2 separate regions of the Homo sapiens genome follow, and region 2 is linked to region 1. Evidence: chromatin contacts called from ENCODE Hi-C or POLR2A ChIA-PET data. All regions are on one chromosome and are shown on one strand. The core of a region is the stretch at or near the end of the contact, and the rest is flanking DNA. Distances in the headings are between cores, read along the strand shown. Region 1 overlaps SDCCAG8 (SHH signaling and ciliogenesis regulator SDCCAG8). Region 2 overlaps LINC02774 (long intergenic non-protein coding RNA 2774).

The links. Hi-C counts contacts between places; a loop is a spot of excess contacts on that map. ChIA-PET counts read pairs that join two places held with the same protein, here RNA polymerase II (POLR2A). Pooled maps may share reads with other maps.
Region 2: a loop to region 1 is called in a pooled map, with 2.1 times the contacts of the local background. The contact joins two enhancer-like sites. A Hi-C loop is called at or near these places in 1 of 168 maps with a recorded cell type or tissue (endothelial cell of umbilical vein) and 5 of 50 pooled maps. POLR2A ChIA-PET finds 5 or more read pairs at or near these places in 1 of 52 experiments (AG04450).

What each region holds. Positions count from the first base shown.
Region 1 is chr1:243,491,951-243,499,360 of GRCh38, reverse strand. The region is part of intron 17 of SDCCAG8 (SHH signaling and ciliogenesis regulator SDCCAG8); the gene reads right to left. It also overlaps a transcript of AKT3 not described here. Among named protein-coding and RNA genes, the nearest start is that of MIR4677, 150 kb to the right of the region's middle. RefSeq lists an enhancer at 2,557-3,208. Within about 2 kb of position 3,025, at least 15 of the 41 ENCODE cell types and tissues checked have a DNase peak (open chromatin) inside an H3K27ac peak, as active enhancers do.
Region 2 is chr1:243,938,036-243,945,001 of GRCh38, reverse strand. The region is part of intron 1 of LINC02774 (long intergenic non-protein coding RNA 2774); the gene reads right to left. Among named protein-coding and RNA genes, the nearest start is that of LINC02774, 24 kb to the right of the region's middle. RefSeq lists an enhancer at 5,461-5,755. Within about 2 kb of position 5,606, at least 2 of the 41 ENCODE cell types and tissues checked have a DNase peak (open chromatin) inside an H3K27ac peak, as active enhancers do.

The DNA of each region.
Region 1 (7,410 bases), core at 1,776-4,275:
AGGGTGTAGGCCAAGTGCCCCTAAGAAATTCCTCGTGAAACAATACAAGCTGAAACACCTCCAAATTTGTAACTGCAAGCAATTTATTGTAACCTATGAAAAAGTACTTTCACATGGAAACCTCACATGTGTTGGAAGAGGGGATTGGGTGTACTGAGGTCTCTTAGTTTTACGCAGATACAAATGTTCCAAAGTAGCTTCATGCAGATCAGGTTGGGGGAGAATCACAAGTTCAGAAAGTATTGAATACTGTTCCTGGCCTCTGCTGCCATGGCTGCCCAAATTAGTTTAAACCACATCAGGAACTAGAGTCAGAAGCCACTGGAAATGTTTCCACTCCACAAAGCATGTCTGGAGTTTCTACTGTGCACTGTGTGGGAAGGTGACTGGGCCACAGTCCTCGCCCTCTAGATTGTGAAGTCCAGAGAAAAGCCAGGATGGTATTTTCCAAATCCCGGTTTCTACGTCAGATAAATTGGGACGCACTGCAGGGCCAGGGGCCCAATCTGGTCCCTCTTTCTTTAGTTAGGAACCATCTTCCAAAAAGAGAAGTGGGCCTGCCCCTCTCCAGTGAGGATTTTCCAAGCTGGACTCCAAGGGAGGACTCTATCAACCTAATTTAAGCCATCATTAACATGGGGATTTCCAAGACAGGGCAATGAGTGAAACTGAATCCGCATTCAAGAGAAATATATGAACATCAGCCTGTTGCCTTTTATGAAAAATGAGAAAAAGTAATGTTTACATTTCAAGTAGATTTCCCAGTGTGTGAGAGACCCTGAGGACAACTTTTTCTTGAACAGGTCTGTGAGTAGTGGGGTGGTCTCAGCAGGGTAGTTAGAGTAGGTGGGGGGCCTGGCCTCAGGCTGAATGCAGGTGGGGCTCCGGCAGGAGGCCTCACTCCTCCTCGTAAACCTGCCATCCCATGCACACAGCCCTCCCAGGCCCGTGGAGCCAGGTGGACAATTTCCTGGGCCCACGGGATGCTTTGTTCTCCAGGCCCTGTCTGAGTGGCCCATGAGGAGTCCACCCCATGCACTATGCCCTAGAGCCCTGCCATTGCAGAGGGGACTCCCTTCTGTCCTCAGTGGGATACTGACAGCACGGAGACTGCCACCAACACGATCTGATTGTCAAACGCAGGGTTTGCACCAAGCTGACGTGCCCTCCAGGCCAGGTGATCGAACTGACCCAGCACAGTCCTGCTAAATGACTGGTTTGAATGGCCCTCCACCCCTGCTCCATGGATTGGCCACATAAGGCAGGTGGCCTGGTGGCCTCGCTCTTGACACAGTGGCTTCCTAACTTTAGAAATGCTAGGATGACTGAATACAAAAGGGATAAGCATAAATCCCAACAGATAACACTTCAAAAGAAAAACAACCCAACAGTGGCTCACACCTGTAATCCCAGTGCTTTGGGAGGCTGGGGCAATAGGATCGCTTGAGTCCAGGAGTTCGAGACCAGCCTGGGCAACATAGTGAGACCTCATCTCTACAAAAAAAATTGTAAAAATTAGCCATGTGTGGTGGCGCACCCCTGTAGTCCCAGCGACTCAAAAGGCTGATGTAGGAGAATTGCTGTAGCCCAGAATTCAAGGCTGCAGTGATGAATTTTGGGTAGAGAACACACCCACGTACACACAATACAGAATAGGCGTAAAGACCTGAAGTAAAAGTAAAATGTGTTGCGGAATTTTTTGATAAGCTCCAGGAAACAGGCATTTCTCATGATGAGTCTACATAATGCCTGTGGGCTCCCAGGCCACCTAGCAATTTATCACTATCGGAGCTGTTCCAGAAACGGGTGACCTCCTGATTCCGTGGGCCTGCATGGGGGTGACACAGATGTACGGGCCTCACCAGGAACCAATCAAAAGTCAGCCTGATTCCTTCCTGCGGCAGATCAGCCATGGCCATCTCTATGGGCTTTGTATTTCCTGCGGTTCAGGTGAGAAGCCCCATATCCATCCCCACTTTCACACTGTTGAACTTACCGTTCACTGCTCAACGCCCCCCCCCCCACCCGTGCCTACAGCCGTGCCTGACCCATGGTGAGCGTTCAGTCAGCACTGGAGGGCTGGATAATTTGTCCTAGGAGGTCACCGTTTTGTCGCCTCCATTTGCTGACTCTTTGGTAACACACATTTCTCTGACCGAGACAGAAGCCTTAGTTACTGCCCACATCTGGCTTGTCTGCCATTAGGGATATCCACGATGCTTATTTCCAGGAAGTCCTGTCATCAACACCACAGTGATCATGGTCTCGTCCAGGAGAGTAGAGCGTGCGTATGCCAGTGGGACATGAGCCCTCAGCCAGTGTCTCCCGTCCTTCTGCCCTTCCATTTGTCATCATGGCCCTTGCTGTGGCCCTCCTGTGGCTGTCCTGCAGCTCAGAGGGGGGCGACAGGGCGCCCTGGCCACTGCTCCCCTGCCGTGCTGTCCACAGGTGGTGGAAACGTGCCCCCATCTGCAGGCACACAGCTGCTAACCCATTTTCTTTGTTCTCATTTTAAATCCTATCGGAGTCATCTCTCCACAAACCCTGCCTCATTTATTTCTAAAGTTTGTTAAGTTCTGAGTGTAAGAAATCAGTTGCTCTGGGTGACCTGAACTGTTCCCCAGGCAACCACACTGTGGGGTCCAGCCAGCCTTTGCTGCTGCTTTGTTCCCAAACCAGCCAGAAGTGGCAGCCCGGGGAGATGGTGGCACCCCTCGCCCCTGCTCACAGGAGACCTGCCCGGGCTTCGCACTTCACTGTCTCCGTGGGTGGCTCTAGCCAACCCTTCTGAAGGTAACAACCCCTTCCCCCCCTGCTGTCCGCTCTGCTCACTGGCACGCTGTCTCTGTTTGGCCAAGTCAAAACGTGGTCCTGTTCCTTGTGTGTCTGGCAATAAAGCATCCATTTGTAACTGGAGAGGGCAGGCCCCTCCCCCTACCTCCATCTGGGGCATTTCAAAGCTGGCCCTGAGTTGACAGAGCTCCAGGGCAGCCCCTGCCTCGCTTGGTGGCTCGCCTCCCGCCTCCGCCTCGTGTTCTGGGCACCGGGGCCAGGGCTCGGCAGCTGTTCCAGCCAGGCCCGGCTCCGCCCGCACCCGCTCGGGTACCTGCCCCCATCCACACATCCTGTGGCCTGAGAAGAAGTTCATTTCCCTGCCCAGCCACTTCCCAATTCCATTCACTTCATTTCTCTGGGCCTTATTTTTCTATCTGTACAAAATGGTTATTTATCTCAAATGGCCCTTTCAAGCCCACAATGATCTCAGCACTAATCCTGTTGGTTTCATAATCATCTGTGCTGGGCTCTGGGTAATATGAGGCACTTCCTTTTAAAGGGAAGCTGGTTCTTTCTTTTTCTCTGCCAGAAATCAAGTGACATGAAAGCTAACACATGTCTCTGAAGCAACGCAGAGCTGAGATTCGAATCCAGGCAGTTTGACCTCAAAGTCCAGACTCTCCCATGCGAGGCTCTCCTGCTTGCTCTGGCAGATGAGGGGCAGCCAGTTTGATATCTACGGAATTAAGCTGCCAAATTGGGAAGGCAACCTGGATGAAATAAGCCACGTGAGCTCTGGCTCGCCACCAACGCACTGAGGAGAGAGGTGCCCTCAGCATGCTGGGCAGAACGTCGGGGAAACGCGGCCTTCGAGCAGGACCGCCCACCTGTCAGAAGGGAGCACTCCTCTACAGAGCCGAGGGGCAGTCAGCCACCCTCAGGCCCCTGCGGCCCTGCTGTCCCCAGCACAGCGACTGAAGTTCTCACTGAGGGGCCTCGTCCCCTCCGGGTCAGGCCTTTCCAGGAACCTGGCTCTGCCAGCTGCAAAGCAGGCGGGGGCTCACGGTTAAGGCCATCGCAGGGCAGCGGCCATTCTTCCCTCCTGGCTGCCCGGCTGGGCCCCTGATAACAGCCTCCACACCGCAGTCAGAGTTCAAAGCCCTCCTTCCCTTCCACCGCAGGGCTTGGCTTTGCTGCTTCTGGGCTCCGAGAAAGGAACAGGGCCGCAGAAACCAGAGGAATGGAAAGGTATCCACAGAGAAGGCCGCCTTGCAGACATGAAGTGGGACGTTCCGTAAGACAGCATCTCGAGCTGGACTTGGCGGGGAGAGGGAGGCGGCCCCGCACAGGCCAGGGAGGCCCCAGCACACATGAGGCCGGGGTGGAGGCCCTGGCTCTGCGGTGCCACCTGTCCTCCCCAGGGCGCACCCAAGCCCAAGGGTTCCTTCCCAACCGTGGGGTCTGAGTTTGTCATCTTCCAGCTTTCTCAAGTCCCCTGAGTCATGAGAACTTCCTCTACACACAGGCAGGTCTGTGTTTTATATGAACCATGTTTCCATGGTAAATAGATTTTAAGAATTCCCAAAGGACAGACAGTGTCACCAACAGCAGAGAGTGGAGCCTCTGGCTGCCTCATGTTTGAAAGTGTTAAAAATAAAGACAACACTGACATTTGGGGTTGTAATGTGACGGAATTACAGTCTTTTAAAGGCAAGAACCACTTATCTACACTACATGCAATATTCAGTGTTTTGTTCACTTGTCTAATTGGATTAAAATATTTAGCTCCCTTTAAAATCTTGATTGTGAATTTATATTGTGAAATGTAATGTCTGACTCAGGAAGCAATAAGTAGAGTGAATGTATCTGAAGGAATATAAAATTCAATTGACTTTTCTCCCATGATTCTTATTCTGAAAGTACTCACTCTTGGACAAAGTGAACTGTTAACGGAAGAGCAAGTCTGGCTAAAATGAAGCCCTATGCGCTTTTCAATATTAATTATACACGGGGCGCTCAGTCAAAAAACAAAAAGTTTAACTGTCTGCTGTTGGAGGTGTTTGGGGAAGTTTCTCCGAAGGTCGCGAGATGCTTATGTTAGACATGCAGCACCCAGGGTCTTGTGTCATTTTTTAAAAACACTCAGGCAGCAGGGAGTTAATGACATTTTAGCTGCATATGTTCAAGTTTATTTAAAAAAATATGCAAGTCACTTTGGTTGACAGTGTCTTGTACACAGTTTTGAAAGAATCAGGGCAAACTTTAACAGAGTCAGTTTTTATTTGAAAAATATTTTCTGGGAATGTATCAGTGTTTATTTTTGAGACTGACAATTCGGGTGAAAATCAGGATAAAAACAAAAAAACAACAATTTGGTTGAAATCAAATTGTTTGTTTTCATCTATTTAGAATTCTTTCCAAAAAATCTTGGTTCAGGAGGAGGCTTTTTAATTTATTTTATTCAATGTATTTGCTGTTCTATTCAAGCGCCATCTGTCTTACAGGTAGCTAACTTTGTGGTAGCTCCTAAGTCAGCTGGGCGAGGCCCCCAGGGCTCCTGGAAGGACCACAGTAAATTAGGTGACACCTCCAAGGCCTAACATGGGCAGCCTGCAGCAGCTCCGCCTTGCAGCCAGGCCTCCCTCGGCAGGGAGTCTTGCTCCCTGAGAGCTGTCACTTTTCTAGAACCTCCCTTCTCCCTTTGCTTCCAGTTGCAATGGGCCTTTCCTCCCTTCATCATCTTCTGTGTCTCTGTGTCCCCTGCTTGTTTTCGGCTCTCTTCTATGAGTCCTTTGGTATAATGAGATAATGTCGATGATCTTGAATATAATCACATATGGCTGCTGGATCCATGCACAAGTTTAAATCAAATTAGAAAGTAAATTCACTGCCAAGAATGCTTAAAAGTCATAGGGCCAACTGATTAACCACTGACAAGTCAGTTTCCGACTCTGTTTTCTAAACTGTAAGTGATTCATATGAGGGGACTAAAAGGGAATCACTCCCCAGATTGAACACTGCAGACAGAACCAAGCAGCCTGCTCAGGATACGACGGCTACCAGAAAATGCAAGTCAGCCAAAACCGTATTCATTACCAAATAAGAAAGCAGACACAGAAAATCATCTTGATGGTTGAGACCATCCTCTAAGTGGACAGATAATTTCTGTTTTCCCCTGTCCCAGATGCCATTCTCCCCAAGACTCATGTTTCCTCACCAGCTGGCTCCAACCTTCCTAGCCAGATGTTAGAGCCCCCAGGCTCTGGGCCGCAGACCCCTGACCCTGCTCCAAGCTGTCAGGCCCTGCCCAAACTCCCCTGAGACCCACCACCCTCACCCCGAATCCCCCTCCCCCCACCCCCACCACCAAGGTTTCAGCCTCCCCCAGCCAGGGCCTGCCTCTCAAGAGGGCGAGAGTGCGACTACCCAGCCCAGTCTCAAACAAAAGACAGGCCAGGGTGTGTGTCTGGAGGCCCTGACCCTCCCGGAATACAGAGTGTGGGGAACTGCATCTAGGCAAAGCTGGGCTAGTGCTTCAGTGTCTGTTTCTCCACAAGGACAAGTAAGAGCCATTTCATGACATTTAAAAGCTATTTTCTTGAAGTTGTTTCCGAACCCAGGTGAGGCAGGAGATCAATAATGCCATTATTTGTAGTCACCCTAAACTAAGAACAAGCCAAGAGGCCGGGCAAAGCTCATGCCTGTAATGCCAGCACTTTGGGAGGCCAAGGTGGGCAGATCACCTGAGGTCAGGAGTTCGAGACCAGCCTGGCCTACGTGGAGAAACCCAGTCTCTACTAAAAATACAAAATTAGCCAGGCGTGGTGGCAGGCACCTGTAATCCCAGCTACTTGGGAGGCTGAGGCAGGAGAATTGCTTGAACCCAGGAGGCAGAGGTTGCAGTAGGCCAAGACCATGCCATTGTACTCCAGCCTGGGCGACAAGAACAAAACTCATCAAAAAAAAAAAAAAAAAAAAAAACAGCTGGGCGCAGTGGCTCACGCCTGTAATCCCAGCACTTTAGGAGGCTAAGGTGGGCGGATCATTTGAGGTCAGGAGTTCAAGACCAGCCTGGCCAACATGGCGAAACCCCGTTTCTATTAAAAATACAAAAAAATTAGCTAGGTGTGGTGGTGGGTGCCTGTAATCCCAGCTACTTGGGAGCCTGAGGCAGGAGAATCACTTGAAGCCGGGAGGCGGAGGTTGCAGTGAGCAGAGATTGCACCACTGTACTCCAGTCCGGGTGACGGAGCAAGACTCCGTCTCAAAAAAAAAAAAAAAAAAAAAAAAGCCAAGAAACGAGCCGAGAGCTTGAGCCAGTGCCCTGAGTCCTGCCCACCGCAGACAGCGCCGGGGAGCGGGGAGGATGGGGGTTCTCGTGGCCAAAAGCATCCATGTGGCAGCTACCACTACCAGGGGCTCCCTCTGCCAGCCATGTTGTTGTGAGTGTTTCAGAATTCAAGCAGAAACAATTAGAATAATGAAGCCTGCCAACAGGCTAGACACTTCCTGTTGGAGGCCACAGGCCAGCCTGAGCCCCACCACCAGGGGCAGCGGGGCTCAGGACCCAGGACAGGGAGGGAAGGAAAGGGGTGGACTTTGCTTTGGAACCATTGCCCGACCCATTCTCTTCTG
Region 2 (6,966 bases), core at 4,357-6,856, 440 kb before region 1:
ACAGCATACGGGCTCTCCGTCGATGTCTGCGGAAGGGCTGCTATTGCCATGACAACAGGCCAGATCATTTCACTTGTCCTGGCTTTTTTCATAATCCAGACAACAGAGGCGTAGCACATTTGTCCCAGGCTCGTAACAGCGCTCTCCCTAAATAGTCAGAAACAAGGGAACTTAGCTATTATCAGAGTCTCTTTCCGAGTTCAGGAGTTTTTCTTTGCGAGGTTCCTGGTGTTAGTGTGGCATCTCCAAGGCCTCTGTTTTCTCTCCTACACACACCTTCCCCAACAAGCTGGCCTGCGTACTGACTCAGCAAGGGCAGGCCAGGGCAGATGCACAGCGTTCCGACTGAATGGTCTCACCAAGTTCCACCGAGGGCTCCCTCCACTACCTGAGACAGTGGAGTTCCCAGAGACGCAGGCGTTATTTACATAACTCTCCCCTGCAGAGGAGACAAGCAGCCGAGGTTTGCTTCAACACCAAGGACAGCTCTTCTGAAACGGAGGCAAGGAAACGGACTCGGCCCTGTGCCCCACTCCCTCCTCTGTTAGGGTTCTGGGCCCCTCTTCCTCTGTCATAGCCTCAGAGGTTCAGAGGGCCACTAGAAGGTTATACTGGGTTCAAGGCCAGGTTTCACTCAGCCCTGAGCTCAGGGGCTCTCCCTTGGAATGCTGTATCTCCGACTTATACCTGAGGACACGGAGAATGGAGTATAGGCGGGGCCTAGGGGGATGGGGTGGAGGAGGGGAATCCCAGCTTCTTCCATCAGGAATTTACAGTCTGGTCCAGTCTGGGTTAGTCTTGGCAAAATATTAACTTGGAAGTTATTTGTTCCGGCTGCCTTTTCCTTCTGTTCATTCCTACAGAATGGGGTGTTTACGTGAATGCTGGCTCAGATATCTCAGAAGCTAGAGCTTGCGTCTAAGATTAATGGGAAAAAAGTAGGGTCCTCATATGTCTTGGGAAGCTCGAGGACCCCACTCCTCTATTAGCCATTAAGGGTATGGACATCCTCAGAGACTTGAATCAAAACATGGCTTGGAACCACAGACTGTTCCCCTTGGAACTTTCCCCATGAGGCAGTCATGACATGGTTAGTGGCTCTGAGGCCAGTGCAACTCTGCAGTCCATTTGCCTTGAGAGAGCAATAGAGACAGTTCAGAGGAGGTGAACTCTCACACCCCTGCCTATTGTAGCTGGCAGGAAAAACTTCCAGCAAAGGGTCACACTGGGCAGAATGAACTGTTTCTTAGGAGTTTTGCCACTGCAGACAGAGTGCTGCAACCCAAGGGAGCCGGCAGATCCGTGAGTGCTGGGCAGTGCAGACAACGACTGCAAAAGAGGCCTTGCTCAGATGACAACACTGTGCTGTGTTGTACTTGGATTTTGGCATCCATTGATTGATTGAGAAGATATACAGTGACAAAAAGATGCTATGAATTCAGTAATGCTTTTAAATGGATCTCTATCTCATTAGATACAGAAGCATCTGTACACATTTTCAAAGCATAATGAAGATATTTCTATAAGACATTCCACATATAAATCTTGGTGGATATGTAGATGCCTAAATTCTTTGCAATGCCCCTGCACTGTCCAGGCATCTACAGCCCTCATATTCTAACCATTGGTCCAACATACTATGTCAAAGGGCCTAGCCCTTCAGGTATGATGCAGCCAGCCATCAATATGTTTTATTCAATATGGTGACAAACCCAGGCAGTCGCCATCCCCTCAGGAACCAGAGGCCAGGCAGAGGCTGAGACTGCTGACCCAGTGTTGGGGGCCGGGGCACAGGCCATGGATCAGCTCCAGGGAGGAAGGCTAGCGAGAGCCATGTACCATGCAAGAAATCCACCCGGGAGGCTGGGGCTCAGGTCAGGACTCTGCTTAATAGAGGCTATTAGAGGTAGGGGTGCTAGAACAAGGCAGGCAGCCATCGACGGATGCGGCATCACAGGGCACAGTGGGATGCAGAAATTCAAGGGGCATACAGGAGATCAGGGCTTACCCTTGGAGCTGGTTGGCAGCAAAGGACATTGGCAGGCATAGAAAGTTAGCAGACGTGGCACAGCGTGGCATTCTGAATCTGCAGGGGTATTTGATTGAATTCTCAGAGCTACTGGATGGGGAATCGGGCTGAGATTGCAGACATCTTTCTATCATCAGGATTGATTCTAGGACCTGGGGCCAGACGGAGCCAGCCAGCGAGGGTGTCAGAACAGTCAGCAAGGGGGACTGAAGACCGCGGTGTCGGAGGCCATCAGGCGCTGCTGGCAAGCCTGAGAAAATGGCAGAACACCTCAGCCTCATAAGACAGGATCACTCAGACTCAGAACGTATCAGCACATGCTCCCAAAGCTTCTGAGAACTCAAGTTATTCAGGGAAAAAAAATAGAGCTATGGAATAATTTCTGAGTTTCCCCTCTTTTTGCACTCTACATACATCATTGCATTCTGTGGGGGAAAACATTAATACTTGGGACCTCACTTCCAAAAAAAGAAAATGAGAGTGAAACAGCTTTATGGGCAGAATCTTTGTGGGCTCTCTTGATTCAAATCCTTATTGTAATTCAGGAGCCAGAAGCTTTGCCACGCCGCCCCCACAACTCAGACTGAAGCTGCCTCTCCAGACTGGAAGAAACAGCTCCTAGAAACAGCCCTCTCCCCAAGCCCTACAGAAACAGTTCCACATCCTTTGTCTATGCATCATAAACAGGATGATTAATGTAGATGATGGTGGTGCTTAAAAAAGGATCACTGAGACCCGGGGATGTTATCTAACAGCAAGTTTCTCAAAAACGCTTTTCACAAACCTCAAAGCACTCCCCGCATCAAACATACCCAATGGAGCAGCCATAGAAGGCCAGGAAAATACATTGAGATGAGTAGCGTTCAGAATAGTAAAAAGTTCTAGGGATGACCTAAAGTCAAGACAATGCGCCGTGGTGGGGAGGGAATTCTGCCCTGAGACTGGCATTCATGGACGTCATAAATAAAAACTTTAATAAGAAGGAAAAAGCACAGCCCAGGAGAAGGGCAAGCACATAGCTGGTCGGGAGTCTCATGGTTGCTCTGATAGGTGGCACACACTGCCAGTCCCATCTGAAAAGGATGACTTTTTGGCAAGAGAGGATTATAATTAATTCAAGAGGGAATTTTCTTAGCCGGGCATGGTGGCATGCACCTGTAGTTCCAGCTACTCCAGAGGCTGAGGCAGGAAGATCGCTTGAGCCCAGGAGTTCAAGGCTGCAGTGAGCTAGGATTGCACCACTGCACTCCAGCCTGGGTGACAGAGTGAGACCCTGTCTCTAACAAAACAAAACAAAGCGAAACAAAAACAAAACAGAAAGGATTTTCAGGTGAAGCTCATAAACTTCCTTCTCTTTCATGCTAGCTCAAAAATCCCGTTGAGGCAGTAAGGATTCCTACTCAGGCTAGAGTTCCCACACAGCTCATGCCCTAAGATACACACCTGCTTCCACCCTGACCCTGGCACAGGTACGTCTTCTACAGATCAGATGGGGTGCCCTCCTTATTTTCTTTCCTGCTGGCCACTCTCATTATAGGATAAAGTTTCCATAGGCAAGAGGAGGCATGGCTGGTCCCCTTCCCACTTCATCCCCTCCCTCTCCAACACAGGTAAAGTTTAAAAGGTATAGTTAGTCCCACATGTCAGCAGGGCTTAACAAATAATAAGAATGGCCCCAAGGGCTGGTCATTTACCATCTGCTGCATATGGCCTCTGTGCCGTGTGCTTCACCTGGGAGATACTGCCTACTGGCTTCTCGTGTGGGGGATACATACGGGCTCCGTGCCGTGTGCTTCACCTGGGAGATACTGCCTGCTGGTTTCTCGTGTGGGGGATACATACGGGCTCTGTGCCGTGTGCTTCACCTGGGCGATACTGCCTGCTGGTTCCTCGTGTGGGGGATACCTTTGGCTGCCCGCCTGACCCATCCACTCCTCTCTTCTTTTCTGTGAAGGGAATCCTGACCAACCTCTCCCCCGTGAAACTCAAGTGACACATGGGAAATGGACTCCAACCCATCTCCAGAGCGAGGTGCTGATGGATCTAAATGAATCATAGTGAGCACGTTCTCCCTGCCAGAGATGAGCTGGGGAATGCAGACACAAGCTTATGGCCTTCCTTACCAACTGTGTTAGCCTAGGGACAGGCACACGAGTATGAACCGAGTTGACCAATCGGCCTGAAGGACAGGACCCCTGATCCATGCTTTCTCTCACTCTCTCCATCTGGATGTAAACAGAGGAGTACATTCCCCCATTGCTGTTGGTAGTCATCTGGGTACCATGGGGGAAGCCATTCTGAGAACACAGCTGACACATGGAGACAGGTTAGGTAAGGAATCATCGAGCAGCAGAGCCAGAGCCCTAATCATCTACACCTGGAGCCTGCCCTGCCTCGGAACTTCTTGATATGCGAGATGATAAATACACAGATTATTTAAGCCAGTTTGAGTCAAATGTTACTTGCAGCCAAAAGCATCCAACTGTTGTATCTGGAGTAAAATCCTTCTCCCTCCATCCCTCTCTCTGTCCCTCCCTCTCTTCATTCCTTTCTTCTATCTCCCTCCCTCCTTCCCTCCCTTCCCAGTCTAGCTCTTCTGCTTTTCCAGCTGTGTGACCTTGGGCAAATCCTTTAACCTCCTGGTTTTCAGTGCCCTCATACTGAATGAAGGAGCTGGACTAGAGTAACCTGTAAGATCCCTCCAAACTCTAACATTTATAATAAAAAGATTATATCATATAATAATACTTCTATGAAAAAGACAAGTATCATTATTAAGTAGGTAAACCACTGAGATTACTTCAAACTAGTTCAAGCTGAAAGCAGAGAGTTGCCAAGGCAGAAAAACGAAAAACAAACAAACAAAGAAAAAGATGGCTTGAGAAGATGTGAAGTAACCTCCCATAAACAGCAGGCTTCAAGTCAATGAACACAGAAAATCAAGGAGGTGAAAACCATGTACCCCTGAGAATGAATGAGGTGAAAATAAATTGACCACAAAATCGTATGTTCCCTTTTATACTCAGCCAAATACAGTCACTCTGTTGTGCCTCCTGGCTCTGTCTACCCAAAGAAGATAAGGAGAAAGGGCCCCGAAGCCTTATTCATGAGAAAAGGACAGCAGTAAACACTGGAATGATTGGAGAAAGGAGTGTTATAGGGGTCAAGAGCCTCTGAGAGTCCATCTCCAAGCCATTTTTTTTCCCTTCTGCATTCACATGGATGTTCTGCTCATTCTGAGTCTCTGGTATTGCATGCCACAATGACGAAAGACTGTTTCAGCTCAGAATAGGTTTGCCCCAATAAATAACTGTTTGGGGAGGCTGCTGCCCTTACCTATCTACTGCTTTCAGTAGTAGGGATACGGTCAATAAATCATGAGTACAAGTAACTGGGGAATAAGAACAGGGAAACATTATCCTTAAGAACCCAGGGACAAGCAAGGCATTCTATGTCCCAGGTAGCAATGGCAGTGAGGGTCTGGGAACAGCGCCTTTGGGATCCAAATAAGGAAGGAAAGAGAATGCTTAGTCATGCAGGAAGGAAGAAGAATGCTTAGTCATGCTATCTGGGCTCCTCTAAAGAGGCCCTCCATCATGCAGCATGATTCTGGCATAAAAAGAAGTTCTACAAATAGTTATTGAATTGATGACTAAATTGGGTAAAAATACATCTAAGTGAGTGGAGATACTTTATAGCAACCAGGTAGAGGGGAAATTGAACAAAGGCAGGAGCAGTTGGGGATTGTGTGTGAAAATAATAATGGAGGGGGTCCAGTGCAGCAGCAAAATAGTTATACTAGTGTTTCTCAACCTGGTTGCCCTTAGAATCACCTGAGGAGATTGAAAAATAATAGCCATGATACTTGAACCCCAGCCCAAGAAATTTTTATTCAGCTGGTCTGCTGTGGGGCTCAAGTTCAGGACCTCTGGAGGAGGTAAAAACATGGTTCAAATCAGCTCTTAAAATTGACTTTTCAAGTACAGAGTTTTGACAAGCAGCTGCTAGGGTGTTCAGTGTGATATGAGCATGTTTCTGCTTTTGTCTCTGCCCGCCACTGAAGACCTCCCCTCCACAACCTCATGGCATCCTCTTTATTTACAGGTTAAACATCCTGGAACAGGGTGGAAGTGGTGGCTCACCCTGTAATCCCAGCACTTTGGGAGGCTGAGGTGGGAGGATCGCTTGAGCCCAGGAGTTTAAAACCAGCTTGGGCAACATAGTGAGACTCTGTCTCTACAAAAAAAAAAAAAATTTAATTAGCTGGGTATGGTGGTGGGCATGTATAGTCCCAGCTACTCAGGAGGCTGAGACAGGAGCATCACTTAAGCCCAGGAGTTTGAAGTTACATTGAGTCGTGATTGCACCACTGCACTCCAGCACCTGCCGTACAGAGACCCTGTCTAAACTAATAATAATAATAATAATTCTGGAACAAATCAATGGCTTTCTTATGCCTTCCTTATCTGCGATTCATCAACAGCAATGTCATCCTTCACACTCTGACATGTCCCAGGGAAATTTCTGAACTCCAAAAATGATGATTAAAAAGAAAAAACAAAACTTTTCAGGAAATTGAGTCATGAGCACTTGTCAAAATTTCCTTTCAAATTTGATTCAAAAGAAGAGTCCAGAAACAGACCAATTGAGAGGATTTCTCTCTTGGTAGACACACTTGTAGGGGCAAAGAGAGGTTTTTGGAAAAGAAGACCTGGTTCAAGATCATTAAATTCTTGGCTGACAGTCAATTGAGCGGGTAGAATGCTAATTTCTCAAAGGTAGGCTCTCTAAGCTCATTAAAGTCTATTTTAAAATTGCTTAAGCATTTTATCAGAAATTTTAGTATCTTCCCAGAAGGAAATGGAGACATACATCATGAGAAAAGTTTTCCCCAGACCAGGTCTGGGACAATTTTTCCTCTAGAGTAAATATCTTGC